Linked DNA regions of Mus musculus: region 1 is linked to region 2. Evidence: chromatin loops called from intact Hi-C (ENCODE). Cell type or tissue: left cerebral cortex. All regions are shown on one strand. Links, peaks and the distances in the headings refer to the core of each region. The heading gives the core; the rest is flanking DNA. Region 1 overlaps Pou6f2 (POU domain, class 6, transcription factor 2). Region 2 has its middle 100 kb from the start of Pou6f2.

Evidence for each region. A loop is a pair of places that touch in the nucleus more often than their neighbours do. Peaks named below come from ENCODE experiments on the same cell type or tissue, not always from the same donor. Only the 100,000 strongest peaks of a DNase experiment are listed, where the experiment ranks them.
Region 1: a loop joins it to region 2, with 3 times the contacts of the local background. A loop is called at or near these places in 2 of 42 quality-filtered maps.

What each region holds. Positions count from the first base shown.
Region 1 is chr13:18,330,349-18,346,638 of GRCm38, forward strand. The region is part of intron 3 of Pou6f2 (POU domain, class 6, transcription factor 2); the gene reads right to left. Gm46402 (a long non-coding RNA gene) reads right to left here. Exons shown (of 2, transcript XR_001780867.1): 1 at 15,879-16,290; 2 at 9,921-12,911. Among named protein-coding and RNA genes, the nearest start is that of Gm46402, 8.1 kb to the right of the region's middle. In left cerebral cortex, for the core only: no CTCF peak of the experiment used is centred there; DNase peaks (open chromatin) are centred at 7,812 and 8,910; H3K27ac peaks cover 887 bases.
Region 2 is chr13:18,477,546-18,493,835 of GRCm38, forward strand. No RefSeq gene overlaps it. Among named protein-coding and RNA genes, the nearest start is that of Pou6f2, 100 kb to the left of the region's middle. In left cerebral cortex, for the core only: no CTCF peak of the experiment used is centred there; a DNase peak (open chromatin) is centred at 7,792.

The DNA of each region.
Region 1 (16,290 bases), core at 3,616-11,615, 150 kb before region 2:
ACACAGGACATATTTGAATATGGAATAGACCAAGATTGCATACAACTAATTGAAGAAATGACTCAGGTTTGCAGTTGCTGCAGGAGAGAGTGCAGGAGAGGAGTCTCTGCAAGGCATCTATGGTGGTTCTTTCCCATCACCTAGAGGACACACTTGTAATAGGAGCCATAGAAAATTGATAAGGAACCCAACAGTCTGCCAAATCTGAGGACCATTAGTTTTTATTCAACTGGACACATAAGGAAGTATCCTGCCATTTTGTTATTGTCCAAACAATATGATAGCTGAGTTACAGACAAGTCATTGTATATGTAGCTGTGACTAATGTGTCTGTTAAACCAGTATTTGTCTATGAACCAGACCCATGAAGTAGTTATAGTTGGTGATTTCATTTTTAAGGAATTCTTTTCATTTTTATTGGTGCATATAAGTAGACATATTTGTGTGGAGTGAGTTCTTGCCATTTATTGTTTCAACTTATTTGACAAATGGACATGCTTCTATCGGGAAAGCATCATTTGTTAGTATATGGGAATATCACCAGGGTTCAGGTTGCTCAGCCAGCCCTTCCTAGTTTTATGATCTAAAGCAAGGAATTCAGTTTCCTCATATGATAAATAAAGCTAGTTACTGGTTCTCAGCATTGGTCAGGCGAAGATTGCCTAGGTTAACATACGACAAGAAAACTAATGTTTCTGCATATATCTGGGGCAGCATGAATAATGGTACCTATGATGTTCAAGATGCTGGCAGGCATTGTACTTGGTGCTTTTCATACTCAGTATCTGTCACTGCAAATGTGCTGCTCAGTAGCTATAGACCTTCTCAGTCGGCTCATGCTTGCTTTATGAAGTACTCTTCTATCTGGTTTTAATTTCACATTACGTCTATTCTAGGCCTAGATCTGTCTCTCTGCAGTTTTGATTTTACCACATGACAATCCAAGGAGAAGAAAATCTGTAATCTTTTTCTTTAGACAGTTTTCAAAGAGGAGATAGAGGAAGCAAATGAGACAATAAGAAATGCCCATTAGTAGCCATCTGAGAAGGTAAAGTCTCAGTGAGCTACTACCCATACTCAGAATGATTAAACTAAAAACAATGGATAAGAAGAAAGAAAAAACAAATCCAAAACTGATAACCCCAAGTGCTGACAAGGGCATGAAGTCACAGCACCAGTTAGACATTGTTAATGAGATTATCAAACCATACATCCACTTTGGAAAACTGCTGGCACTTAGTGTACATCTAACAGTAATCTTGTTCTCAATATTACCTAAGGGAAATATAAAGTATATTCACAGAAAAAAGAAAACCAAATGATTATAATGTCTTTATTCATAGGTGCTAAAAAAATGAAAAACTATGCAGATGTTCTTACGCTGGTGAATGGATTAATCCTGAAGTCATGCAATGAAGTCCAATGCTAAGGAAGTTACCCTCTACTACAGAACGGGCATTCTTCAGGTCTGTATGTGAAATTCAGGGAGGTAGATTTGAGGGATGCCTATGGTTATGACTTTTAGGAAAAGGCAGACAATTGAGACAGAATATAGATGGTTGGCTAAGAGCTGAGGACCATAGATGGTTAATTTCAAAAGGAGCTTGACAGGATGTAACTCTCAATCTTACAGTGGTGGTAGTTACACTGGATTATAGTGTCTTCCAGATCTTATAGAAGTATATACTAAAAAAGGTAAATATGTTATAGACTGTGTAGGTCAATAAATCTAAGAAAATCCTTCTCAATATCAGGCCTACAACTCAATTAACTAAGCAACAAAAGATATCCTCTCAAATGAGTTCTTAAATACTGTCCCTGGATGACCTTTGCTGTCTTCAGCCAGTGTTCCTCTGTCAGTACAAGATGCAGTATTCTATTTGACTTCTTTCTGGTTGACTTAGCTATCTCACACATGGAATGCCTCACAAGTTCTTGATGCATGTCGACGTCACTCAGGTCTAAGTCACATGTCACTATGTTAGTGACCTCCTCTTTCCAGTACAGTTATATCTCTAGAAAATTCTTCTGTGACTTCTTTGGATCACTCATTCGGAATTTTAACATTTGAATTTTTATCTAAATGCTGTTTGTTTTCAAACTTATTCGCTCACTTATTCTTAGATGACTTGAACAGACATGTAACTGCGTAAGTAAACATATAGACTAGTACCAGAGGAGAAATCACCATTACAAGGAAGCCCTTCAGTGGGGTGTTCAGGTATGTCTAGCCCAGATCAAATGCAGGAAGTGGTGGATTTTCTAAACTCAGACAGAATCCACACGGAATAAAACTCCCCTCCTAGTTCCTCAGGGAATGCCAAGAAATGCTGTCCAAGAACACTTAGCACTTTTCTGGTCTAAGGTCACTTGGAAATACAATCTAAAAGCTTGAGAGACCTGTGAAGTTCCTCCAGGTGTTGATTTAGTGGCTGGCTCCCCCTAGGGGGCCACAGTCCTCACAACCTCTCTACTCCTTTCTTTAAAAGTTTGCTTAAAGGAAAATGTGTAGGCCATGATTCTTAGAAACTTGACATGGGATAGTTTTCATATTGATGTCAACTGGCCCTAAGAAAAATTACTGTTGTAGGTTTCCTTGGAGTGAGAACAGAGAGCACAATAATAATAAGGTGAATCTTTGTTAAGAGCTTGTATGGGCCAGACACTGTGATAATACCCTCAGGCATAGCATCAAGCCCTGTAAATTCTGTGAGGAGAGGATAAATGCACAACCCTTACTTGAAGTCCTCAGTCTAGATGCTTCAGTGCAAATGTATTCACATACGCGATAGTTATGAATGTTATTTATTACATGATGTCCTACTATGGTCGAGATAGCATAGGCAGTCAAGCATACTAATATTCTGGCAATTAAACCTCTTTCTTATAGCTCAGTGGCTAAGAGCACTTGCTGCTCTTTCAGAACACCAGAGTTTGATTATCACCATCAATTTTAGGTGACTCATGACTATCTATAATGAAAGCTCTAGAGGGTCCAAGCACTCTCTGGCTTCTGTCTGTATCTTCATGCATATGGATATACTTGCTCACATGCAGGCACACACACACACACACACACACACACACACACACACACACACAGACAAGCACACACAAATAAAAATAAAAATGTAAAAGGTCTACCTCTTTCTTTCTACATGAAGTTAGATAAATAAAATTTATATATAGCCTGATACAGGTTAAGAATAATTTTGCCACTAAAGGGTTACTGAAAACATCTTTGCTTCATTGAGAATTTTTGAGTTGTAGATAAAGATACTTATAGGCCTACACCCTCTGGCTGTTTTACAGTATGAGAAACTGAGGTATCGTTAGGACAACTAGCACACGTTCCCTCACTATTTGGGGGTGCAATCAGGAGGCATACTTTGATAGCTTCAGCTAAGAACATTCTCTTTCTGTGTGTCTCTTTCTCTCTCCCAGTCTTTCTCTCCCCCTACACATGCACACACACATGTATATGCATATACCCATATACACATGCATGCGGGTACACACAAGCACACATACTCATGCAGCTTAGAATCAGACACACCTACCACATGTGGAAAGCACACTTAATTTAACCCAACTAAACCATTAGATTTCTTCACCATCTTGCCCTATCTGATGAAGGTACATGAGATCTGAGCAGTCCAGGTGCTTCCCCTTGCACCCTTCTCTAGGCACCACCCTTGCCATGTTATTTTAACTTGTATCACCATGAGTTAGTTTTGTCTGTCCTGGCACTTTATGCAGGTGAGCACATAGGACGTACCCTTCTATATCCACCTTTCCCAGCTTCAGTCATGCTCCTGGAAGTAGGTGAACTTTGATCTTTTCTTGTTGTGTGCCAGTTTGCTATGTGAGTGTATCATTGGCAGTTGGCCATTTTTCTCTCAGTGGACATGTGACGTGGTTCCGGTTGAGAGGAGGTTCTTACTGTCATCGGCTGTCAGAGTCTAGCTCAGGCTTATCCATAGGCTATCACAATAGAGCAAACCAGTTCCTCCCATCAGAATAAAGGCAGCTTGTCCACAAATGACCTTCCCCTCTGTTTATAGCTGTAATGTAGGGATCTTACAAGATAGGCTTTTTCTGTAAAGGGCCAAATAGTAGATGCTTTGGATTTTGTGAGCTACATGGCTCACCAATATGGACTTTGCCACTGTGGTGCATCAGCACCATACATAATTTGTAAACTGGTACATGTGTACTCCAACACATCTTCAGTTGGAGAAACAGGAGGTGGTGAGATTTGATCAGTAAATTACAGTATGGCAAGACTTCCTTTCTAGTGAATGTTGTGAAGTCATTAAATCATTGGCAGCCTGTTCCTTAGTGTGGGACCCTGGCCTTTTCTTCACTATCTCTGCTTTCAAGCTTATGATGTAGAAGGTTTGATTTGTCACACACTGTGCCATGATGTGCTCTTCACTGGGATCTCAGACTAATGGAACTGAGTGATCATGGACTGGAACCTCTAACAGTATGAAAGACAACAAGAAAACTCTTTAATATGACAAGAAAAGTGTCTACGTTCTTTTGTTGTAGTGACGGAGAGCTGGCTATGGACCACTTGAACGAGTAACGTTTAACCTGAGTTTGTAGATGCTTCATAGCATGTATACTGGTGGGTAGTATGCAGCACTCTTGTGGTACATCTATGAATAAACTTCAGGGCATTTGTATGGCCTGAAATTATATGCAAAATGTGAATTTTGGGGGCATATGTATTTTTTGGTAGCTCTTACTATAGCTTTTCTTTCTTTCATTCTTTCTTTTCTTTGTTTGTTTGTTTGTTTGTTTGTTTGCTTTTTCGAGACAGCGTTTCTCTGTATAGCCCTCACTATCCTGGAACTCACTTTGTAGACCAGGCTGCCTCAAACTCAGAAATCCACCTGCCTCTGCCTCTCAAATGCTGAGATTAAAGGTGTATGCCACCACTGCCTGGCTTACTGTATCTTTAATGAACACTTAAGAGATATTTTTTTTTATCCCCAGATCAGGAAAAAATGGGAACATGGGAAATGGAAAAAGTCAAATAGTTTGTTGCCACATAGGTTGCCAAGGTAATTTTTCTAGCCAGTAAAGGCAAAGCATCCAAATTTTGAATTCAGATATAAATTTCAGAAAGGGATATCCTTCTTTAGACAAATGAGTGGTTTTTCATCTGAGAGGTACCTCCCCTTTTGTATGAGTCTTGCCCACAAGGCGTGTGGTCCAGTAGTGGCAGACTTACAGGTAGGTTAAATGAGTTTGATGCTGAAGCACTAGGTACCACTGCTGTTTCTGAGGATCAATAATCCCACATGAATGATAGTATCTGTAGCTCTAAATTTCTATCTTTATATAAGTGCCCATGGCGCAGGTCCTTCTGTATGGGTTCTATGTCTCCAAAGCACTTCCTACACTGAAAAGACCAGCAAGATAGTGGACACATTATTGTTAACTGTATTTCATGTTCTCAATTCCTTTGAGAAAGGTCCTAATTAGTCTAAGCAGTGTTTAATGTAAATCAAGTTTCACTTTCAAAATTTCAATGGCCCCATTCTGACAGAATGTAGATTTTTTTAATGCTATACATAAAACATGGGTGCTAGTAAAACACTGTAATGACAGGCAGAGAAGAGCAGAAATCAATACATAGAAAGTTCCTGAAATTAGGTAGGCATGACCTCCTGCAGCAGCCTGCGAAATAACCCTGGGCAGCCAGCCTTGCTGGGTAGTTGCAGAGGGCTGGGACTGTCCACTCTAGCCAAGCTTCTGCAGGTGAGTCCTCTGACTTACCAGGGAGGGAAATGCAGCTGAAGGATGCCCTGAATGAAAATCGTGATGCTAGACAACCCTTGGGACACTGCTGAGATTCTCAAAGCCCTGATTTATTTCACAATGTAATTCAATTATGGTAAACAGAGCGTGCTTTTATATTTTCCAATCCTCTTATACACCAAATCACAAAGCCAGATACCTTTTATTAGTGTTTGATAGCATGTGGTTAGCAGGGTTATTAAGAAAATAAAGGAATGGGGTACTTACAGATTTAGTATAAACTATGATTAATTTTTATTAAGAGGATACATTTATAAATCATGAGCTGACAATTTTTTTAAAGATTTTTTTTCTTGAGTTGGGTAGATCTTTGCTATGCAGAATGCAGAATTGTATATGAGATATTTGAGTGTCTGAAACGATGTATGATAAATGAAGTAGCATGCTACTTATACGCTTATCATGTTCCCTGACTAGCAACAGGTTCAGCAAAGGGCACAGCCAGTAAATGAAATTTTCCACCAGGACAATATATCATCACAAGAAATGTATGCGCTGAAAACTTACAAGCTTGCTCAAGATGCGGACAAGGTGTGAAATGGTAAAAAATGAAAAGCAGCCAGATCGTTCAGCAAATTTCAAATTCAAGTGAATATTGGTTGGAGCTGATGCCTTAGCTGTTTCAAACCACAAGAGTGAGAGAGAAGATGCAAACACTGTCTGAAGGCAAGAATAAGTTTCTGTTATTACCAATGCCACAGAAGCAAAGTAAAGGGCACAGTGCTGTACATGGCTGCTATGATATTAACTGAGAAAGAGGTTTCTGTTATATTTTTTTGAGGAATCTTCATTATGTTTAACCTTGAACAAGTCTCTTAATACTTCCACACTTTCATTTTTCTGCTTGCTAAATGCAAGGGAGAAGAAATAATCTTATAAAGTGTCCCCTTTAAAAAGAGAATTTCGTGGTTCTCTGATTTTTATTTTGAAACCACCAAAAGAAATGGCCAGAGTAGAGGGTTTTCAATACATATTATATTAACAGTTTCTCAGGAGGAGCTTGCAATTGCATTTTGCTGCTTAACCCAATAATAGCAGCATCTACTCAAGGGACATGCCAGAAAATGCAAATGTGCTTGGTTAGTACTTTCTTTCAATAATTATCATACCTTGTAGCTTATTCTTGCCATCTTTGATTTCCTTCAAAGCCACTGAACAATGATCCTGTCACAGAAGTGTCTGTACAATCCAGGAGGTGCAAGCTAAGTCCCCCCACATGTTAACATCAGGAGACACCAAGGACTGCTGATAGGCACCAGGCATCCCATTTCCCTTTGCTAGCTACTTCTGGTGACAGTGTGAAGTGACAGCTGCAAGGGTGAATTACCTGCAGGTGGTGTCAATAGGTAGAAATGACAATAGACCTCAGTGACAGCTATTCTAAAGAAGAGTTTCCTGTATGTTAAAAAGCTCAGTGCAGACAATACCCAGGAAGTAAAGGACTAAATGCAATCTGATGGAGACCAAACCTTGTTAACACCAAGGACCTTAGAGGAAAAACAGGCTGAGGCTCAGTGACATTGAAGGAAAGGGGCAATGTGGGCACCACATCTGTGTGGCCCTAACTGGCTGAAGTGGAGGTGGTAACAACTGCCTTACCAAGTCACATGTGAATGACTAGGTTCTCCCTGGAGCCTCCTCAGCTGCTGCTTCATATGTGGGAGCATTCTCCTCATGATATTCACTAATCCCTCTGTGACATTGGTTTTGTTTCTTCTCCTCCTGTTCTAGAAAGGAATGCCTGTGAATCTCGGCCAGTAAAAATGGGCTTCTAAAGTGAGTCAGGAAAGTGAAAACCCTATTTATAGCGAGGAACAAAAAGATGAGATGATACTAATTAGGATAGGAAAAGTAGCGAGTCCTAAACTGTATGAGATGGCTGGAATCACCATCCTGGTGGGTACTGCCTCTAGGTAAACAACCCAGCAGATTGGGATGTGTAAGGTATTACAAATGTGTGAACCAAAAGTAGAAAGAGAAAGAACAGGCTCCTGAGCACAGTGAGAAAGCTAAGTCTGAAAAGAGTTGTAGAAGACAGCTTATATTCAGCTAAGTCTGGCAACAAAGTTATTTTTGTCAGATGGCGCCCTGATCTGGATGGGTTTCCTTGTAGAAAGTTGTTACATGTCATAGAAATAGAAACAATGGGATTAGTGATGCATGGAAAATTCAGTGTGCTGGCAAGAAGACTGACATTAGCAGGAAGCAAAGCTTTTTTGAGAAGTCTCCATTAAATAGTCATTTTGCTTATGTGGAGAAGAGATAAGAAGCATGTTTGGAACAAAGGATGCTTTGACACCTGGGGTAAAGGGTAATGTTCTGCAAAGCAGGATGGCCAGAGACACCAAGAAAGGCAGTCTCCAGGAGCACATCCAACAGGCCATCCCAGCCCGCCTCCTTCCTAGAGATGAACACATGACTGCCTTTTATCTTCATCTGAAAAAAAAATCACAGGGTCCCAACAACCGATGGACACTAATCTTCACAGCAAAATTTATAGAGGCTAAGTCTCAGGAGCACATAGGGCCACAGTACTGTGTGATATCAGAGAGTGCCATCTACACACATTCTCTCAGCAACCCATGAAGACTTCCCAATAGGGCACGGTTGAAAGCATCCATGTGCTTATAAGAGAATATTTCCACTCATGTTCACAATCTTATTTTAATTATAATAATTTCTGAGAATATCATCATATTCAATATTTAAGGAATTCAATTCATTATTAAAACAGAAACACATTATTTCCTAATAGAAAATTTCCAATAACCTTGGCTTATTGTCCACAGGATGGAGCTCATATGGTACTGGCTTTAGCATGCACTATCGGTGGAGTTTCTAAACAATTTATGCTAAAACAAGCAGGACAGGAGGTCCACATATCTGTGGGTAGCAGAACATTAAAGATTCAAAAATGCTTTCCTCTGTGCTGAATACCATTTAATGAAACATCTCAGAGGAAATAACCGCATGCTCTGATTTCACAACTGGGAGCCCGGAAAACACGAGTGGGGGACAATTGAGCAGATGGATTGATATAATTAAAGTCATAAGGTTTTATGTTTTTTTAAAGACTCTGCTGTGCGGGAAAATGAGTCACTGGGAAGAGCAGTAATGTAACCATGTGGTGGGGGTGAGACGCCCAAGCTCACGTTCCTAGTAGAACGCTGGCTGCCAGCAGGAGCTTGTATGACCATGTGGAGAGGTCCCAAGAGCAAGCTCTCTGCTCCAGGGCTCTTTACTCAGCTCACCACAGGCCGCTGGACAGAATGGCTCCTCCGTGGAATAAGAGGGGAAGGCATGGTCCTTGGCAAACTGTTCCTTCCAATTGCAGATAACAAGAATATAGCAGTGCAGGAAGCTTCACACTGCCTAGTGTCTGTAAGGTTTTAAATTACTGAGAACTTAAGGAATGTGAAAGGCAGCTAATATGACTGAAAATTCAAATGGTGGAATTCAGGCTAAATACCACAATATTGAAAGATTTGAAAAATTACCTAGTTTTATGTACTATCTTACTCAGTAAACTATGCTTTCTCTATTGCTCATGTTGGAATATTGCAATATTGAGAATGTGGGTCAGAGTGCCTTTTAACTGGTATCCTTGGGACACAATGAAATCTCTAGTTAATAAAACATCTGAGGAACAAGCAAGTTAGCTAATCATTAGCTAACAATTCATACTTTGTAAGAAAGCATCTTAAATATTCAAGTTATAATATTTTTCTAAGAATCCAAAATATTATTGGTGATAAGCTTAAAAGCCAAGAAGAATAGTTCCATGAAGAACAGAAATATTACAGGCACAGTCAAGAAATTTTGCAGAGATCCTTGAGAGAGCACAACACTTTATTTCATGGGCAAATTCTAAGTTTAATGCCATGAAAATTGATCCCACACCAGCAGACTCTTTGCCTGTAGCATGTACCTTATTTCAGACCAATGACATGGGTCACAACTACTTCTGATCTTAGCAAGTCATGGAAACATGACACAACTGCTGCAGCAATGATATTTGCTCCATATGTTGAGTTCAGTGAAGTCCCTGGTACTAGGAAAGTCAAGGAGGATCTGAGCAGTGTCAGCTGCTCATTCTGTCCTGTTCTTGCCATTCTGTAGCAATATACTATCCAGATTTACTCAGTAAATATGGGAAACCTACTCTAGATGGAGGAACTGACATGCATTCTTATAAAATTGAGTGCTTTCTCCTTTAAATTAAAGAATTCTCAATCTAGTGCCTACAAGTCACAGCCTTACAAGAGGAATTCCCTTCATTTTCCAGATTATAAATGCAGTGGCTATCATTCTAGTTGGTGACCTTGGCCATTTATCAAGAGAGAGCAGTTAACTTTGATCTAGAAGGGGAACAGGTAAAACGCATTGATTAAGTTCTATCCTTTTTTATTACTGGAATCTTTGTACCCTATTTGTCTGGTGTTTGTGTTTGGAAAGATGAACAATGAATAAACATCTAGGTAATATCTGAAAAGCATGTCAACACTGGTATATATTCAGATGGTAATCATAAAATAATATTTTTATCTGCTTGCAACATTTTAAACTATTGATGTGTTTCAGGAAAATATATTTATAGCAGCTTTTATCACCATAATGAGAAACTTCAATAATTTTTATGTATGTTGACTTTTCTACCCTAAATAAAGAGAAGAATCATAGACAACATTTTACATTCACTTCTTAAAAATAAATTTTACTTGTTCCAGAATGGTTGATAATCACTTATAACAATGCAAGCGTTCTGAATGGGGGTTGGGGATCAGAAAAACATGGATTTAAATTCAAGTTCTCTTAAAGTTGCTATATTTACCAGGGCACACTACTGAATGACAGAAACAACCCTAAACATAATCTCTTTTGTTGTTGTTGTTGTTGTTGTTGTCATTTGTCTTTTGGATTTTTCTAGCCATACAGTTGTCGGGTAAGGGCCTGCTCTACACAGGTGTCAGGAAATCTCTAGGCCTTTCCCTAAGTTCCCTAGATCCTCTGCGTCTGAGAGATGGGGTGGAGTTTAATAGCACAAAGCTTTAAGGGTAATTCTGGACGAGGATACCCGAGTTTCCTTACATTCTTTTGGCCAGAGATGTCACAGAATCCTAATTAACTACTAGACAGAATAGAAGATATAGTCTACAATTCCATGTGAAAAATAGGAAAGGGTATTTGTTTGTTTACAGAAACATCTTTGTCATGTCACCCAGTCATTTTCAGTCAAACTTCTATCTTACTTAAAATGGCCCAATTGTATGAAGTCCATCAAGCAGAAATGACTAAAGACGATGTTTACAAAGCATTTAGTGTCTGGTATCTAATAAGTGGTCAAAATGCTATATTCTTGGAATTTTATTTAATTTCTGAAGCAAAAGTGCACAAAACTATGAAGGATACAAACGTGTTTCAGTCACCCTAACAATATTAAGATCCTTTGCTTACCACAATTTCTAGCCAGGAAATCTTTCACTCTGTGATTGTAAATCCAATCCGGCTTTCTCCCCCATTGCCCTGTTTCTCCCTCTAACATCTCTAAGGTCAGTATACTTGACATTTTGGACTGCATAGCTTTGGTGGCAGGGCTGTCCTGTTCCTCACATTCAGAATTGTCCCTGTAGACTCCAGCAGCTTCACCTCCTCCAAAAGGAACAACAAAAAATGTTTCTAGACATTGCCAGATATCCCTGGCAGTTGGGGGGTGAATCACTACTAGCAGAGCATTTCTGTGCTAAATATTATTTTTCTGTATTGGAGATTGAGCTGAGGGCCTTGTGCATGCTAGGCTATCTCTCTGCCACATAGCTACACTCTCCATCCCTTTCTCTCCCTAGCATTTCTATACCTTATTAATACAGACCCATTTTGGGTGGTGGTTGTATTTTACAATTTGTATTGTAACAAATCTTGTTGGCTAAGATTTCATCTGACACATGCACACCACATTAAACATACTGACAAATAAGGCCTGGCATTCCGCTTTTGCTTATTATTTACTTCAAGAGTGGTCGAAGTGGTTGGTCTGATACTTCTGTGGGAGGCTGTGTGCTGTTCTCACTTTCCTTGCTGTGGGAAAAGGAAAGCCACCACAGTCAGAGGCTGGAAGCTGTCCTCTTCAGTCACTCTGCTCCTCAGGCCTTGCTGGGACCTGTTACTATCTCCTCGTACCAGGGTTGTGCCATACAGCCCTGCTGCCTTGCGCTTATACAAAGCTTGAGGGAATTGTTTCATTTTCCCTTAGTGTGAGAACTAAGTGGGATGAATTTTGCATTCACTGCATGCTCAGCTGATGTGAACTAGGTTTGCGGCAGTATATGGTTGCATTAAAAGTAGATATCTCTGTTAGAAACCCCCCACTATCTTACAATGTTCAAGGCTACACACATTGTTCAGGGCAAAGATGGCACAGAAAAATGGAAAAGCAACCATTACAAAATCCATACTGGGCACATACATTTTCTGTGTGAATGACATGTTTTGTGTAAATAAAATTCATGTAATTACTATGAAAATTTTGATCAGCAGTGGTTCTTAATGCATGACCTTAAATGCTAAGTTGATCAGTTGACATCAGAGCCACTGTAGTGAACACTTTATTGATGGAGGTATTAGGCAGTCAGGCCACAGGATGAGGATAAGAGATGGAGGAGGCACGGCTTCCTTCTAAAATAATCCCTGATTCATTAACATTGGGCTGGCCTGAGTGTTTGCTTTCATATGCTTCTGGAAAGACTGCAACTTCTTCAGTTTTCTCTGTGGCTGACCTTTTGGACAAGGTTTCCCAGCTCTTCAAGACTGTTTCCTTATGTACAGCTGGAAGACACACAAACAAACGCCACCTTGTTTGTGTGTGTCTCTCTCCAGCCCTTTAGGTATTCCCAAGTAAATGTCAAGGGGGCTGCTATCTTCGAACTGCAGCTATCAATCTACCAGAAGCAGCATATCTCAAGAGAGGCTCTCTTCACTAAACAGGAACTTGATGCTGAAAAGAATCCCTGCATCCCATTTCATAAGAACTGCTTAACACTCTGTGGTCCGTGGTGGTCACTGATGGATTAGCAGGGATGTACCTGTGGTTGCAAAGAGATGGAGATCAGAAGGCTTTCAGTGTCTGAGTCTGGTCCCCAGGGTATGTTTATCCCACGTTCTGTGGAGTCCACAAGGCACTCCCAGTACAGCTATTGTGGAACCATCCATGAACCAGGGAGCAAGGGTCCTAGGCTCAGCAGCTATTAATTAAGTGAATTGTTCCCAGGACTGCAATTACAACCCAAAAGATCCCACTTAGCATCTCTTCAGGAATCTCTTGTTTCTGTAATGCTGATGTCTCTAAAAGATTCATTTGTGGCCACTTACTGATTACATTTACTTCAGTATATTGTTTCAGATGGACAGGACGGGAAGCCGATACTAGATATTGACCTGGACAGCATCCTGCGATTACATAGCTGCCCCAGCTATCATTAACCACCCTGTTTTATTTTCTGAGTGCCACAAACACTACTGATGACAGACCCATGACCTTTTCCCTAGAAGTGTTATGAACTGAATGCACGCAGAAATGATGTGAGGGATGTATGCCAGTTTGATTCTTTCAATGCTCTGACAGTCTCTGGCTCTGAAGTTGGAGCACATTTTGGAGGGAGAGTTAATTGCATTCCATTTGTATAGAATAACTAACAACCTGAAAGGGGAGAGGGGAGAGGGGAGAGGGGAGGAAAGGGGAGAGGGGAGAGGGGAGAGGGGAGAGGGCAGGCCCTCCTTTGTATATAGCCTACTCCAGCCCACTCTCAAAAGCAAAATTACTGTGCTTTATTTTTAATTTAAAAAAACACAATTTAAGTCACCACCATTAAGGAAAAAAGTAGGTGAGCTAGGTAAAGTACTTTTTGAATAAGCATAAAGACCTGAGTTCAGCTCCACAGAACCCATGCAAAAGCTGACATAGCAGCCAGTATCTATAGCTGCAGTGCTGCGGTGGTGACAGTCAAGTAGGGCTCAGGGATGTGTGCCCAGTCTAGTTGAAGTGGCAGTAAGAATCTTGCCTCAGGACTTGGGGAGGGAGAAGGGAGATCAGTACAGAAGGGGAGAGAGGAAGAAGGGGAAAATAACACTAAAAATGTTTGAACAAGCCATAATGGATTACTTTCCAAATGATATACAATACCTAACAGTATATATAGTTTACATAGCATATATAGTTTAAATGAAGTGAAGCCACTTAGGCTGACAATGTTCTCTCCAAGAGCCATATATTAGCTAACCAAATTCCTAATACCAGGCAGAAAAAACAGCTTTTCAAGTTGTTTGTCAAGGAAGTCCAAGAGACTCCCAAAACAGCATAGACTTAGTTGCCCCCACAAATCTGAAAGGTATGTGCCTATTGCTGAAGACATCACATACTTCAGACTCAGTACCCAGTGGGTCTGACCCGGTTCTGACCCCAAAACCTCCTCTCTGAGGAGTAATTTTCATGGTAATGAAAAGTGGCCATGCAAGTTTCCCAGGGACAGAAGCAACCAACAGTCCTACACAGCTGTGAAGTCCGTGAACCACAGATAAGACCAGCATGACAAGTTAATATTGAGGGTACGGTAGTGGCACTTATATCTTGTAACCAACAGCCATCTAACTTGACTTAAGGAATGCTTGATAGAAGAGATTGTACCCAGTACTGGAAATCTAGCCAATTAAACAGGGCTTATGAGATCATGGATCTTAAAGGAGTACCTACAACCACCAGTCTACTAAAACAATATTATTCTTAACCATCTTCTAAATATTTGTTCTTATACACACAGATAAGTGTATCTCCTAACCTTCACCAAAACCAAAGAAACTTCTCTTTATAACAGCCATGGACCATTACTGAAAACCAGAACTGGTCAAAATTTAGAGAACAACTTATCTTGTGGTACCCTGCACCAGTGGATTTATCTACAACAGTTCTTGTACCTAAGGCTCAGCGAATACTGAGGAAGAGAAGACAGAAAGATTATAAAAAGCTAGAGGACCAGAAAGTTTGCTATGATTGTGCCTCCTGGAAGTGTCAGGGAAGTGTTCTTCATGATACTTCAAGAATATGGCTACCTGAAGAAGACCTGGTACTATTGTGGAAGGGAGAAATCTCATGGGCTTCCACCCTTAGACAAAGAACTGCAGGCAACTAAGGGGTGATGAGAGACAGAGAGTAGTCTTCCCAGAGAGAGAGGAACTCCCTACTTGGTTATCTAATGATAAATACTCAGCCCTGATATCAACTTGCAAGCCACACTAAATAGACTTAGCAAGTTTTATTTTCACGCACACACACACACACACACACACACACACACACACACACACACACACACAAATATACACACATTCACACACACACACTTATGCACATGTACACTCACATACCCCCCCACCACACATACCACAACCATCTCCACAACCAACAACAACAACAGCAAAGAAGAGGAAGATGAGAATTTGAGAAGAAGTAGGGTAAGTGAACATGGAAAGAAAATGAAATGGGTGAAAATTCATGAAATTTTAGTGAAAATATTTTTCCTTAAACTATAAATAAAATGTAAAAATAATTGCTAAAATGTAAGGTGGAGAGAAATAAAGCAAGACACCCAATTTTGCCCTCTGGCCTCCAGATATTGGTGCACACATACATGCATACTACACACTCTCTCTCTCTCTCTCTCTCTCTCCCTCTCTCTCCCTCTCCCTCTCTCTCTCTCTCTCTCTCTCTCTCTCTCTCTCTCTCTCTCACACACACACACACACACACACACACACTCAAACACATACCTGCACAAATTTACACACATATTTAGAAATAGCTAATATGTAGTAACATTATTATTTATAACATATAATTCCCTTATTATCTGGTTGTATATATGTGAATTCACATATACACAAATATAAATGCTGTGGGTCAAATAACCTCAGAACACAAAAGTCAAGGGAAAGAGGAAAAACTGTGGCCTGTGTAAGGCAGAAGAAACATCCCCATCTCTCGAACTCTTTCTCCTCACCTCTCCATCTACAACAGCATCATTTCACCAAGGGTTCCTGAAGCTGCTGTCGCACACTAGCTGCACACTGACTTCCATCAGGATGATTTTAATGGTACCAGAGTCAGGAGGTATGCTGGGCCCATCACGTCAGAGCTCTGTAACAGGGTGGGGAGGTAACGTGCTTCTAAAGCTTCCACGTGATGTGTTGGAACAAACAGCTCCAGCTCTTTAAAAGGAACTTGTAATTTTCTTATTAGGGAAAAATAGAAAAATCAAAAGTAGCAAACTTCACAAATGAAGTGTAGTTGATGAGACTAATGACGATAAGAGGCAGTCCAAACTGACAACCTGAAAGGAACCATTTCCAATAATGAGTGGATTATTGAAATACAGAACACGTGTCAATTTAGCCAAAGGCCTTAGTTTTTAG
Region 2 (16,290 bases), core at 4,229-12,228:
AGAAACCATGGAAGAATGCAGCTTGCTCGTGCTCATGCTTACCTAGCTTTCCTCTACAGTCCAAAGCTATTTTCTTAGAGAATGGTACTGCCCACAATGGTCTTGGCTTTTTACAGCAAGTATCAACCAAGAGTCTCCAACAGACACACCTAGAAACCAGCCTGACGAAGTGCTCAACTGAGACTCCTGTTTCAGATGATCTAGGTTATGTCAAATTGACAGTGTGTGTGTGTGTGTGTGTGTGTGTGTGTGTGTGTGTGTGTGTGTGTGTGTGTATGAGAGAGAGAGAGCGTGAGAGAGAGAGAGAGAGAGAGAGAGAGAGAGAGAGAGAAAGGATACCATGAGGTTATATGGATGGTGGGAACAATATTGTAGAAATCTGTAGTTTATTCTGAGATGAATAAGAAGGACATACAAGGTTTTAATTGGTGGGGAAAAGAATGATCATGATTCTGTAAACTGTGTTAGCTGAGGTTTAACAACCAAACCTGGTAAGTCCCCACTTCATGAAGTTTCACAGAGTAACAATATGTTGAGATTGTTACACGCTCAGAAGTACTGACACCACCACGGAAGGCTGCAAACAGTGAAGCTTAGCTTGTGGACACTTTTGCATAGCTACTTTAGCATGGAGCTCTTCTCCGTGGATTTAAGGGAAAAGATTTTGTAAAGAGTTCTGCAGAGTAGAATTTCATATTACATAGTTTTGCACATTCCATTTAAGGCATCAGAAGTCCTTATGGACCACTTTATGTTCAGGTCACATGGTGCTGATATGTGGATATCTGGTATGAGGCTCGATGGCTACCATCAGGCATCTGGGGATGTTAAGAGTCAGAAAAAGATGGCTGATGTCTGGGGAGGCCAAAAGTAAACAGCACGTATATATCATACACTACACATACACATACCTACACACATACACACACTCATTCTGTCTTCATCTTTGCCAGTGTCTCTTTCTGTGTGTTTGTGTGTATGTGTTTATTTCTGTCTTTGTTTGGAGAGTGTGAGCTGCCTTGTGTCTTGGTGCCTGCCAGGAGTCACCTGCCTAACAGCCTCTCTACAAGTGAATAAACTAAGTCTTATCTGCCTTAATTCCTCCAACTCTCTATCTAGCCTCCCAGCTTGGCCTGGCCCTCCTCCTTTCCTGGCTTTGGGGTTTACCTCCTGGCCATGAACATGGAGAATGCTTACAACACGGACCTCAACATGGTTATCTGATGTGCTACTTCCGGTTCCTCTCGTGGACATTCCCTGGATGTGGAAAGGCACCCAGAGGGGAGCTACGAGCCTTGGGGAAAGTGAAACAATAAGTCATGTTGTAAATCAGACTTTTCCATGGGAGTGAAGTAATTCAGAACTCAGGACATGTTGTCTACAGTTAGTAAAACCTGTTAGCAATTGATGCCATAATACCGCGTACAACTGAGCAGTTAGAGTTTGCCGACTCCGTACCTAAGCACTGCTCATTCTAAATTGTCATGCAAAGCTTGGCTCCCGATTTTCCTCCACAGAGCTGGGAAACACTTCTACTCCTCTGGCTGACATCTAAGAATCTCCTTCTTTCCCATGATGGCCATTCTTCCTAGATATTATGATACATTAAGAAAGGCAAAATCGATCTTTATAAAGATTCTAGATGCTTGAAGTGTGAATCTCCTGAATATAAGTAGTGGAGAATCTGAAGCAGAACAATCTTCAGATGTAGAATCTAATTTCAAACACTTGAAGATAATTGTGGCACAGATAATTTTCTTATAAACAATGATGACACGAAATACCATTGAGCACATCAGCTCTCTTTTCCTGGCCCATTCTTCTTTAGACTGTCCAGCGGTGGATATAAAGGCTCAGAAATGGTTTATTATAACTTAAATTTCTGTCAGTTATTACTGAAGAGAAATGTATTGAACTTAATATGTTAGGTTTGGGAAATCTATTTTCATTTGCTATAACCAATGGTCTGTCATAAGTGTGGCCATAGTGGGCTCCCAGAATCTATCTTCTATCTGCCCCTGACTAACACCACGTAGCTTCTATTTTTTTGTATGTTTATATAGTAGAAGCCCAGTTTCCAAAATCTAAAGTACGCTCTTTAATCATTCCAAAGAAAATAACAGTGATAAAAAGAAAGGTAACCTTCAGCAGAACTAATCACAACTATTAAAATATATATACGAAGTTGTCCTCAGTGAATACTATAGAAATCATCACCAAGAACGAAGACCAAAGTGTGGACACTTTGCCCCTTCTTAGAATTGGGAACAAAACACCCATGGAAGGAGTTACAGAGACAAATTTTGGAGCTGAGACAGAAGGAAGGACTATGTAGATACTGTCCCATCTGGGGAACCATACCATAATCAGCCACCAAATGCAGACACTATTGCATATGCCAGCAAGATTTTGCTGAAAGGACCCAGATATGGCTGTCTCTTGTGAGACTATGCCGGGGCCTGGCAAACACAGAAGTGGATGCTCACAGTTAGCTATTGTATGGATCACAGAGCCCCCAATAGAGGAGCTAGAGAAAGTACCCAAGGAGCTAAAGGGGTCTGCAACCCTATAGGTGGAACAACAATATGAACTAACCAGTACCCCCCGGTGCTCGTGTCTCTAGCTGCATGTGTATCAGAAGATGGCCTAGTCAACCATCAGTGGAAAGAGAGGCCCATTAGTTGTGCAAACTTTATATGCCTCAGTACAGGGGAACGCCAGGGCCAAGAAGTGGGAGTAGGTGGGTGGGGGAGTGGGTGGGGGAGCATGTGGGGGAATTTGGGGATAGCATTGGAAATGTAAAAGAAATAAATACCCAATTAAAAAAAAAAGAAATCATCACCATTAGTCTTATCTCAGCAAACCCATTTCAATATTTGTTAACTGATTGTAGGGCATTGCCTCTCAGGCTCTCTCTCTCTCTCTCTCTCTCTCTCTCTCTCTCTCTCTCTCTCTCTCTCTCTCTCGCTTGCTCTTGCTCTCTCTCTCTCCCCTTTCCCTCCCTTTCCTCTGTCTCTCCCCACAATGACTGGATTCTAATGAAGATAAAATAACAATGGATGTGATGCTGTTGGCGTCCAGATCAGGTTAGAAAACTCAAGCTTAGGAAAGCCAAATTCTACCTGGGGTTTCCTCTCCAGTTCCTGCTTTCACCACCCACTCCTGACCAGTGCTTTCCCTGGGAGCCCAGCCATAACACTATAAAGAAGGCCAGCTGATGAGGAGAAATCCAAGAGATGCTCTGGCTGATTAGTTCCAGCTAAAATTTAAGCCAGGCTCCAGCCACGGCCATCAGAAATGGAGAAAATCCGCTTTCAGATTATTCTAGCCCCACCTGGCCACTGGGTTCCACCAGATGACACTAAGTGAGAATGAAGTTCATTGTCTCTTCTAAACCTACCCAAGATAAAGACTTGTGAGCTTGATAAATATCCCTGTGTGAGCTGCTAATTTGGAGGTTCCGTGCAGCAGTATATGATGCTAACTTCTGATATTCAATTTATAGCTCTTGCGGCACTTCCTTCTAGAGTGACAAGAGCAGTGCTATAGTTCTCAGACAAGACCACTCAAGAATTACCCTCCCAGGAGGGAGCTGGCAACTTGGACTAGTCTGGGGACATACTACTCTTTGTTTATTGGGAGAACGGCATCTCATATGATCATCCTATCAAGGATGGACTTAATGAGAAAGAAGTGATTTTCCAGAGTAATATCCACATATGTTCTCATCAGAGTTCTTTAACAGAGCTGATCCTGCAGATGAGTCTATGCCTCTGCTCCCATTATTCATTCCTATACCATCTGCTTCCTGCTTTCAGGACATTTGTTAAAATGACAAATTATTAAATTTCTAGGCAAGCATTACTTAGTTACCTGTATTGCTTATCATATGTGAAACCCATGACAAGAAGGACAAATTCTGTCTTAGTTATCATTTTATTATGCAAACCTAGTACAAAGCTTATCAGAAATGTACTAAATATGTATTGACGTGTGGACACTCATTTATTTGTTTTAGCTTTGTCATTCTCTTTGACCTCCTCTCTCCTCCTGTGTCCCCATGTAGGATAGTAGACTCCTGTGAGTAGAGTCTATTTTCCCTTAATATTCAGTAAGTATTTACCAAGTGTGGATGATGCCCAGAAACATCCAATTCAGAAGTGGTTCAATTCAAAAAACATTTATCTGGTACTTAATATATTCAAGATCTATTATCTATTCTCTAGGGACTTGCTACCTAGCAAAAGAGGCAGACAAATGCACAAGCCATTATAATACCAGGCAAACCCTGATAGTGACTGCAAAAGAAGTGGGGAAAATGAGTGAAGAGCCATAACACAGGGAAGGCAGGGTGCACTGCAGGGTAGGGAACCAAGAAGCTTGATCAAAAGATGCTGATCATCAGAAATGGAAGAGAGAAGGCTGGGGAACATTCAGTAAGTGTTGCTATGAGGGGAAATCCTTGCAATAATGGAAGATATGAAGTGTTTCTGTACTCCTGACCCATTTTACTTTACTTATGTGATGTTAGCTAAGAAGGTCTTGCTATAGATCTTATAGATTTTCCTCAAAATGATGATGCCTGATAGCAAAGTATGCATACATGAAAGATCAGAAGTGAGGGGCTACAGTGTCCTTTAAAAAGAGGTATAAAATGATTGTTTCATGAACAAAAAAATACTAAAGAAAGTCCTGCCATGGTCAAACATGTTATACTTTAAGTGGAGAAAAGCTACAGTTGAAAGCTTTGTTTTCTAAATGTTTCAGATTTCTGCGTATGAGTGTTTCTCCTGAGTGTATGTATGTCTACCACACGTGTGCCTGGTGCCCACGGAAGGCAGGAGAGCGTATCAGATTCCCTAGAACTGGAATTACAAACGGTTATAAACCACCATGTCAGTGCTCAGAACCAAACTCAGGTCCTCTCTTAAGAATACCAGTATCCTTAACTACGGAGATAATTCTCCAGCCTCTTAATAGTTTCTTTTTAACTGATAAATAACAGTTGTATATATTTACAAGGTGCGTGTGATGTTTGACATGCTTGCACATTACACAAAAATTACTAGGGCCCAGTAATATACTTACCACTTTACTAGCATCAGAAAGGGGAGTTCAGCCTTGAATATTGTTAGACACAAGTGTGGGAATATACCAGGAGAAAGTGGGCAGTGGGCAGTTATAACCAGCATCCAAAGAACACAGAACACAGCCTCTCTTTATCTGAACACAACTTTCCTTGATTCCTTGATGCTGGGAAATAAGGTAGTTTCTTCAAAAGCCTACTGGAAAGACAGCGTAAGGACTGAGAAGAGGAGATAGCAAACTTTGTATGTGTGTCTACATGTCAGGTAGGGGTCTTAGTATACATTGGAAAATGGATTTGAACTTGTTTCAACAAAAAAAGTTTCCCATGACATCTGGCAGAAGATCAACATCAGAAAATAGTTGGGTCCTTACAAATCTTAATTTCAATAATCTCAGGAAAAGAATAAAGATCAATAATGTACATGGAGCTCTGGACAAGTGTGGAGGGGGATGGATGGTGAGCCAGGGTATGGGCTTGGTGGGGTGTGTGTGGTTATCCAGGGTTGATCATGGTATGGTATGAATAGTGAGTCTGGGCATGGTTAGTAAGGAGAGAAGCCCTTGGAAAAAATGTGAAGGACAGATAATTTAATAACATCTGTCCTATAGACAATAAATACTCAACACAGAATGTCTCTGCCATTAGGCTTTGTGGGAGCAGAAAGGACAGAACATTGTTGTTTGAAGCAGAGTCTGTAGAAAAAGTGAGAGATGGCCACTGAAGCAAATGTTTTACGTTTATGTGTGAAGAACATTAAACATCTAGTGTTCTGACAACTTTCAAGCATATACTACCATATTTACTACAGCTACCACACTATGCAAAAGATCACAAGAGCATCTCCCTCCCAACTGCAACTCTCTACTCTTTAATCCACACTTCTGCAGTCAGTGCCACACAACATTCTCAGTCCATCCATGCTTCCCAGGGAACGTCAAAGACCGTTAAGAAAATGTCAGACCTTAAAGAAAAGGTTTTATGAACCTCCATAAAATGTAAAAGCAGATAAATTCATCTGTGTGTTTGTTTAAAGTCTCTGGAAGAAACAATTCTTAGGGCTGATGTTTAGGTTGAACTAGTTAACAATGCGATGTCAACTGGCAGGAAAGCTCACTGGGTAGAAGCATTCGCTTCTTCTGAAGTCGGATGACCTGAGTTCTGTCACTGGATCCCATGATTGATAGAACCAACTCCCAAAAGTTTACCTGTGTTCTCAACATGGATGCTTGCAGGGAAACCCTGACCCTTCACATTAACTCATACATAAGAAAAATAAAGAATAAAAGTTTAAAACTGAAGTTTAATTCAAGATTATGCTTGACCAGTGAATTCCAGGCTAGTCTGGACTATGTGAAATTCTGTCTAAACAGAGAGAGTCATAGAGAGAAAGAGGATGTCTATTCTACTTAATATTAACATGATTGTGGACATTAATTCAATTTGAAAGCATGCAATATTGATCTCATACACACACATTTTAGACCAGTTGACATGTATGTAAATAAAATAATTTAAAAGTGTCAACAATTTCTAAGAGATGTGTATGTGACATGAATATGTAATTAAACCCAAGTTGCCATGGAAACCATACCAACAGCAGACCCTTCTTACCCTGGCCATTTTGTATACATAAAAGGAACTAAGTTTTCAAACTCTCAAATGAAATCTCCATCCTCAAAAAGGTGGTAACACTTTTTCCCTCAAATATGGCTTCCTACAAGCATGTTCAAGTCTTGCAATGATAGTTTTTATTTAAGGTGCTATCTTACTGTAGGTTTGTTTTGAAAATAAAATGTCAAGAATATTTTTTCTTGAGGATTAGGAAAATACTAAACACTGGCTATATACACTTCCTAATGAAGGTACCATGGATTTCAAGTTGCAGCTGTGGTCCACATACCTAACTTGTAGTTAAACCTTTGGTAGGACAGAAGGGTTTCCTCTGGGACAGAGAAGCTCATCAAACTAATCAAACCATATTAGCTTCTGGGGTCGAAATGACATTCTCCATTTAGGCTGAGATTTGGCTTTTTAGGGGGAAAACTAAATAGAGAAAGCAGATCCTTAATTTCTTCGAATTGTTAACATCTGCTTCAAACTCTGTGTTGGGCTGTTAACAAAGGGATAACTGTCTCTCCTGAGGTTGTGAAAGCCCGTTAGTTTTCTAAGTGGGCAAAGGGATTCCCAGTAAGTTAACATCCCTCTGTGTAAGCATATACTTATATGTATATACTTATATGTATATACTTATACATATACATCTCCATTGTGGGTGTTTAATAATTTCCTAATCTCCCTCACATACCAGCCTGATATTTTAACTTTCCCACTTGAGAAAAAGAAGTGGGGGCACTAAGAACTCAAACTCCTTTGTCTATGAAAGATCTGAGAACATTTCACTAAGGGCAAATGCTATATCCTTAATTTTGGTAAAAATTGTTCAAGACAGAAAAACCTGTGCCTGGCCTAAAAGCTGGCAAGTTCTCTTGGAGATAAAGCTAGAACTACATAGATGAATCCATCCAAATGAAGATAGCTACTGGGCAATGGGACCAATCACCAGCTAGAGAAGTGGTATTGCCTTCCAAAGGCATCTCATGTTATAACACTTCTCAACACCAATGTTATTTTAAAGATTTCAGTTATATGAAAAAGATACAGTCTCCCACATTTTAAATTTAGAATAGGATAATATATTTAACTGTCCCTTTCCCACCCTTCCACCCTCACCCATATGCTCTACATGGCACAGGTAGAGAGTCAGTCTTCTCTAGAATCTTCTAGCATCCGTTTATAGATTTCTTCCTAAATTAGCTTTGAAGAAAGCAACTGTTAATATGTCTAAAGGAGGGAGAGGCACTGTCATCGTGAGAAAAGGAGCCCCAGAAAACCCCTTTGTTCAAGAGATCTCTGAGAACTGATGCTCCTTCCTGAAAAGGCACAGACCATTCCAACTATATCAGAACTTTCATTGCCAGTTTTATCCCATTTAGTGCTAAAAAAAAAAAAAAAAAAAAAAAATCAACTACTTTCTGAAAATGGCAAATTCATTTTCATCTTAATAATTTGCATGTCCCATACTCTACAGGGACCTATGAGTGTCAATCATTTTAAACCTAGCACTGCCCTATGCAGTATCATCAAACCTTCCAGTCAGAGGTGAGAATATAGAAGCTTAAGTCATAAATTTTGCCAAGACAGCTACTAAGTGGCAAGCCAAGGTCAACCCCAAACTCGAGGCTGAGCCAGGATCAACCCCAAACTCAAGGCAAGACTCAGGATCCTTGGGCATGTGTAGCCTCCCACAAGCCTGAAGCAGGCTAAGCCAGAACTTGACCTTGCTGCCACTAAGGAGATTATCTAGGGTGGAGACTTCCTCCCTAGATCACTCTATTGTTCTGCCTTGGCCGCTGCTCCTCTTCAAGATACTGCTACCTGCTGAGAGGCCCCGGAGCTATTCAGGAGACTATGCCCTATCCTGCACGTCATCACCTGCAGCTGGTTCCAGGCTCCAAGGATGAATTGGCAGGAATGGACTTTCCCCACCTCTTTCATAAAGCGTGTCCGCCATTAAAAATTTGAACCTTGATCAGATTAGTTGTCTTTGTTCCATCTTTCCCTCGTCACCTAGTTTCCCTCTCTTTCAGTTCCAATATGCCTTCCAGGCTCGAACCCGGACACGCCAACAGGCATGTGTTAAGTAGTATGCGACATGAATTTATGAAAGAGAACAGACATATGAAAATCAGCTCACAAAATAAAGTTTTAGATTATTCTCCCTTTGGACACAACTAAAAACTGTACAAAGGCAGAGTTTTGTTTTTATGCCTCAAACACAATGGCAAAAACACTACCATTGAAATTTGCTGTGAGTCACATAATCATTCTTTTTTTCCTTTGACAATATTTTTGGAATAGTTACTCCTCAATGAAAGCCTCAATATGAAATATGACTTCTGACCAATTACAAACTTCTAAAATATATAACTTTGAAGATGAATACTTTTTAAAGAAATACCAGAAACATAGATGAAAAAGACAATGTCAGAGTGGGCTGCTGAGTGGGGGCTGTTTAAGGATGGTTTGCACACTAATGCCTGTCCTAATGTAAAACTATGCTACTCTTACTGTGTGCAGCATTCTCTGCAGTCTCTCCATCATCCACCACACACCTGCCATAGAGAAGGTACTCAGTACATATTTATTGAGTTGATCAATTCACAGTTGAATGTATGAACTGTAAAGTGCAAAGTAGAAATAGAACCATATAATGAATAGAACAAATATGGTAGAATCATGTCTTCGCTTCTATCACATACTGTAATGACACTGTGACATACTTACACAACACACACACACACACACACACACACACAGATTTACTTTGCTTTGATGTAAGCCTGTGGTATAGAAGAAGAAAGCTAGTCTCAAAACGACAACAGCAAAGAAGAGAAATATCAGAGAGGTGATGAAAATTCCTAGGAAAAGTAATTTCAAAGATTCAATATAGAAACGATCCCAGGATCTGGTGGTTTTATTTTCATCAATTGTTTTATTTCGAGAAGAAAGTCTGGTTCTTCTAACTTCTTAAGTGTGTCCCCACCAACATCCAAAATAAAAACAAACAAAAAGCCCAGATTGCTTCTCTGTATGGAGATGTGACTCTCAGAGAGCAAAAGATTTGACTTATTTTGGTAGAGAATAATCATGATAATAGGTCCTCTAGAATTTCCTTAGCACTGTTCCTGGAAAGGATGGCATGGAATGGAAAGTGTGACGCTTTATCATTTCAGAGCATAAAACGATTACAACGCCTTGCTAATCATTGCAGATAGCCTTGTAATTAAATTTATACTGAAAATGTCATCAGCTATTATCCATATATTAGATATATAAAATCAAAGTGTTTACAAACAATTTGACAAAAGTATTTCTTTTGGCTGTTAACCATGGGCCTGCTGTTCTCTTTGTATGTTGTTTGCAGTATTCCATGGTGAATGAGCTAATTGGAAATATTATGAAGTTAAAAGCATTAAATTGTTTTTATGTTCACTTGTTAAATGTTCAAGCGGCATATTAAGGCAATTTCAGCTTTCAGTTATCTACTTTTAAATTTTTAGTGATCTTTTTCTCCCTCAGGCTGCAAAAAGTGTCTGACCAAGTAACTGACATAGCTTCCCAGCACCTTCCATGAGCGTGCAATTTTAATGCCTTCTAATCATACAAATCAATATGAGATTTTTGTACTTGTGATGACCTTCCTGGAATTATCCCCCCATTTTGGCTGAATCCAAGTGAGTGGAGGCTATTTGATAAAAAAAAATAAAAAATAAAAAAACCCTAAGAGTGTGAAATACGAGCCCTTGCTTCTTCCGCCAGACTCCTCTTGACAGAAAGATGATAGAAGCGTTCCATCCCTCGGAGGGTAAATGCAAACTGACAAGAGATGAGCCTTTAGATGTTGAATATAATCTTGAATTGTGCTTGAAGTGTCTTATTATCTTGTCTTTTGATGTCTGAAGGGCGCCTCATTGTTAGAAAAGGAAAGCCGTCGCACAGCTTTGCCATCTTTAAAAATTGTTTGGCCTTTAACAACTGCTTTTCCAACTAATGTCCATTTCTCCTGACAATAAATATGGCAGGCCGACGGCAAGTGACAAACAATTTACTTTACATGCCACACTTTTATGGGTTTTGAGAGCTCATGTGGAAGCGTATTTTAAAAAGCCCATAGAAATTAGCAGTATTACAAATGTTAAGGGGCCTGGGATCTATGGGCATCCACTGATGTAAAGTTATTCATCTTGGCTCTTCCCTGCTGTTTCTGGTGTGATATCTCACAATTCTGGTTCTTTATTTATCATTGACTAAAAATAGCCAAGAGAAAATGAAAGAGCAGCAATCAGTTCTGACAGACTCCATGAAGGAAATGCACACACACACACACACACACAGAGAGAGAGAGAGAGAGAGAGAGAGAGAGAGAGAGAGAGAGAGACCCAGCGTGCTTCTAGTGTTCAGAATACTGCACACAGAACGCTGTTTTTAAGCAGGACACTGAGGTCGACAACGGGGTCCCTGCATTTTGCTTCTCATCTCAGAACCTTCACTTTCTAATTTCCGCAGTCACTCTGGCCACTCCGTACCCTTCATATCTACCAATTGCTCTGTGGTTTGTTTTTACCTTAAAAGTTTAATGATGCTCCTGGTCGATGGGATTCCTTAGCAGCTAAATCACAGGCATTGTAGTTCCCTGTCACACGGCCAGATTTCGTGAAAGCTTTCAGGATCTTTTCTCAGACCTCCCTCACTCTGAGAATCCATAAGAATTCTCAAAAGAACCATAAACCGCTACAGGCCTTGGGTTATTATGTCATTATGAAGCCATATTGATACACTGCTGATCACAAGACATGGGGCCCCATCTCTAGGCTGGCCCACCCAACTCAAGGCTCCCAGGAAACACCAAGCTCACTCCTTTCTTAAGCAGTCAGTTGCAGACATTAAGCCCTTCAAAGCAGGATACTTAACTTTAAAAAAAAAATTCCTTGTAGATTCCAGGTAGCTTGTTAAGAAATTACTATGAATACAAAACTATAATGGGAGAATCAAAGACTTCAAATTAAAGGATAAACCAATCTGCCTAAATTTTTGGATAATTCCTTAAGTTAATTTGAAATTCAAATCTGCCTTAATCTGAAGACTGACCAAAATGAGCCATCCAGCACTCAAAGGCACACACATACCCCCTCTCAGAGTCTGGGAAAGTCCTGTCAGAGGGTTGAGGTGATTCTCGCCCTATGGATTTGCCCATTCACTGACTACACTGCGATCTATTGCCAGCGTTCCATGGTTTCATTGACATGTTAGTTGTGCACAATGTGTCCCACATGCTGCTTCCTTTGCAGATTCTTTCCCCTTTTTGTGTATTTCTAGCTTTTGAAAATTTGGTAAATGAAATCGATGGATTAGGGAAAGGCCAGCTCTTACAAAGTCAAGCTCACCCCTCTACTCCTGTCCTATACATTCATAATTAAATACCGTGTGGTGTGTTTTCTTACTGGATTTTTATTCTCTTCTACCTTTGGTTGATTTTGGCAATAAGTGACTCTGCAGTAATGCTTTCATGCTTTTTAAACAGCTTCAAATGTTTGCATATTTAAACCAAATTAATCCTTTAGCCTTTCTTCTCTTCTGACAGGGTTGATTCTTGTCTTCAATGCATTACACAAAACCATTAATTTGCAAAAGCAAATCGTGCTCTACCAATACCAAGAGAAAAATCATCACATGTGGCAGTCAAAAGCTACAAACAAAAATGAGTATTACCACACTATCTCAGTAGCAAATGACTAAAATGGCAATTATTTCTTGCACATCACAAACCCACATACCTCAACACATGCCTATGTAAATGTTGATTCAGGCACACAAAATTCTTGTAGAACTGTGTGACAAACATTTTACTTACAATTGAACAAATTGTTTTTTGCTGATTAAAATAATGATCAGTACTTAATGTTGTGGTAGCTGATAGATGTATATCCACAAGTTGATACATGTCTAAAGTTTCCATAATTTACACATAGGTATTTTCCTGAGCTTGGATAGATTTTTTTTTTTTATTTTAAAAGCACATATACAGCCGGGTGTGGTGGTGCACACCTTTAATCCCAGCACAGAGGCAGGCAGATTTCTGAGTTCGAGGCCAGCCTGGTCTACAAAGTGAATTCCAGGACAGCCAGGGCTACAGAGAGAAACCCTATCTTGGAAAAAAAAAAACCAAAAACAAAACCAAAACAAAGCACATATACCTTTTCCAAGGCAAATTGTGTAGAACCTCAATTTGCTTTCCTGAATTAAAATTAAATTTACTAAATTAAAATGTACTGCGCAATTTCTGAGGAATCCTGTTGTTCCCTCTGGTACCAGACTGCCAGGATCAAAAAGACAGTAGATTACAGCCAAAATGTCCAAAAGTAGTCATTTGTAGTCCTTTATTAGAAAATTTTAAGTTTGATTCATTTTATATAAGATTACTATTTTTATATGCATCAGTCTACTCAAATAGTGCATGAATGATGTGAACTAAAAGAATGCTTACTATTATAAACTAGCCTTTACCACAAACTTTATCACACAAAATACATAGTACTACAAATGTGATAGACACTGTGAAGCACTGTGTGGATACATAAGAAAATATAGAGGAAAGTGCACTGTTAACCTTCCAATGGACACAATGTTTTTTTCTGATTCCTTGACAGCAACAAACTATTATGACAATCAGGTCATTCCCTGTCCCCATTAGTTGCATGGACTTAAAAGTAGGAAACAAAATATTTGTAAATTATTTTAATAGAGAAAAATATTTAAAGGCAGACATTTTATAGACAAGTATAAGAAAATGCTAATGCTAAAAAACAGGTCAAGACAGTCATCAAATCGATGAAACCTCCAGTATATCATTGGTACACAAGTCTCCGAAAAACACCTTCATTGTTTACCTTATTTTCAGGACAAACCAACAAGTTTTATTGGTGTTTTATCTGTGTTATTTTCTTAAAAGGGTTTTAAACATCTTAATGAATGTAACTTTCATTATAGAGTTTTACCTCTCATGGTGTTCAGCACAAAGAGCTTTGAAAATATTCAATTTATGTGCAATGATATTCTTAGTTTCTGCTATTGCAACTGGGTTACCTTTTCCCCCTCTTTAAATAGTTTTGATGGGAGTACAGTTCTCCAATATAAGTACTTAAACAGCAGTAGTTGCACATGGCTAACAATTTAGTGTAAAAATATATAACAGAGTCTTATTATATATTCAACTGCAATCACACTTAAACCAATGCCAGCATCTGAGGAAGTTTAAAGGTGCTCTCTAAGATTCTGAGATACAGTGCAGATACCCATGTAACATACTAGAAAAATGAAATAGGTAAATGAGTAGTGACTTTACAGAGATCCTGCACAGCAAGTGGCAGGACTAGACTTTTATCACTGAATACTTAGAACACAAAGTTAATTTCCATTTCTCTGAGGACAGACTTGCTTTAATGAAGAGAGATTTAGTGTTATATTTTTTTTCAACCTCTCCAAGAGAAAAACCTTAGTCTATCTGATAGTTCGGAACATAGCATTGAGCATGTCTATAAACAAGGCCACTCGGTTTTATATTTTTATGAACCTCAACTTTGGCAATCAGACGATTGGAGTTTATACTCAAAGATTGAGAGTTGGTCCACATGTTATTAACTAGATATTGCCTCATGCCTAATAACTGCCAAGATCTAAATCGTCTCTTAATGAATGATTTTTAATGTACCCATTACTTGGAGATATTCCAAAAATAAGTCCAGTATTGATAGTTTCAGAACTTCATTTGAGTTGGATGGAGCATGATGCTCCACAGGTATCCAACTGGAGAATGCCACAAAAAATTAAAACAAGTTATAGTCAGATTTCTAAGAGAAACACCAAGTAGAATCTCAAAGGATAAACATTTTAAAACTAATAAATAGCATAAACAGCTGAAAAACAAAACAAACAAACAAACAAACAAAAACACCAGCAAAATACAGAAACCAGGCAAACAAAAACAAGAAAATTTCAGAGCCACGGTGGATATTAAAGAGAAGTGAATCCAGGGAGAATGGCAACAGTTACTATGAGCTTTCCATAGCTACCTCTGCCTTTGGATATTTTTTAAAAATTTATTAAGCTGACAGCAGGAAATGTTATAGAGATTGCCCCCTGACAGGGCACCAGTTGGGTCTCAACACTTTGCTATCTTTCTCTTTAGCATTCGAAACTCAAGAAGTGAATTCAGTTGGCCAGGTGCAGATTTGGGTAAGTGCGCCTTCCCCTACAATTGCCTCACCTGCTTAAGAAAGGTTTGAGTAATCAGGGGCAGCTCAAGAGCAGAGCTGAACTCCCCCACTTCCTTCTTCCAGCTCCTTTCTTTTAAATGTGTGATGTCTGATGTATTATTAATCCCAAAACATAGAGCAGCAAGGTCGCCAAAGAGATGCCAGCTTTCCCACAAATGATCTGTTTACGATGAGGTAGCACACAAGCTTTGCCTGAAACAGCCTACTTAAAGCTCAGCTCTCAAGTGGAAGAATAATTTATTTGGTCAATTTTTGAAAATAATAACATTAATTCTATAACTAAACTAGGTAATTGAGAAAGTAGGCAGGCTAGTAAAGGACTAAGCCCTGGGAGGCACCTCTCTATTAATTATGACACAGACAATGCTGGACAAACTACCAAATGCTACAGTGCCAGGTAACCTTTAAGGTCAGAACACCATGACATTCTAAAGGCTAGGATGGAATGAATGATCTAAAGGAATGGCTGAGTGCAGACAAATCTTTTTTCCGACTGTTTATGGAACCATTTAACAATAACCAAGTATGTAAACCATGCCAATCAAAATAAACTGGAAGAGAGAAAGCCATAGGCACAGGCAGGCTGATGGACACATTCATTCCCTCTCAGCATCTTTAGACTCTGCGATGCTGAACTTCACTTCTATAACACTGAGCTGACCGGAGCACCCCAGGCGTCGTGAGTGGCAGAAAAGGAAAGCACCGAGGAAGTCCCCACTGAGTCTCCAGTCACAATGTGCTCCAGTGCAGTGCCGCTTAGCAATGAGCACGGCTCACTGAACCAATCTGCTGAGAAGTTTCAACAGAGGCACGTTTCTCACTAGATTTATGTTTATTTCAAAGAATAGTATACATATATACACACATATGTGTGTGTATTTCAAAGGAATATATATATATTTCAAATATATTTCAAAGGTATATATATGTGTATATATATGTGTGTGTGTGTATATATATATATATATATACATATATATATATATATATATACAGACATATACATATATACTTAATGTGGGTTTGTTGACAATGCAATGTCCTAACAATATTCTGGGAGCAAAGCACCACTAAGCTGAAGTTGTCTCAATGCACACAGTGTCTGAATTACTTCTTAAATAATTATATCAGTGAATTAGATCTTCTCAAATGTAAGAAGTAGATTTAAGTGTACATTTCTCTTCTCTGCTAGTCAGTGCAGCAGGGCAAAGACCTGTGTGACTATTAAACCATAAACTGCTTTTGGCAAACACCTTGTCCTGAGTCCCATTTACTCACACCAATACTTACTTCTATTGATTTCTGTTT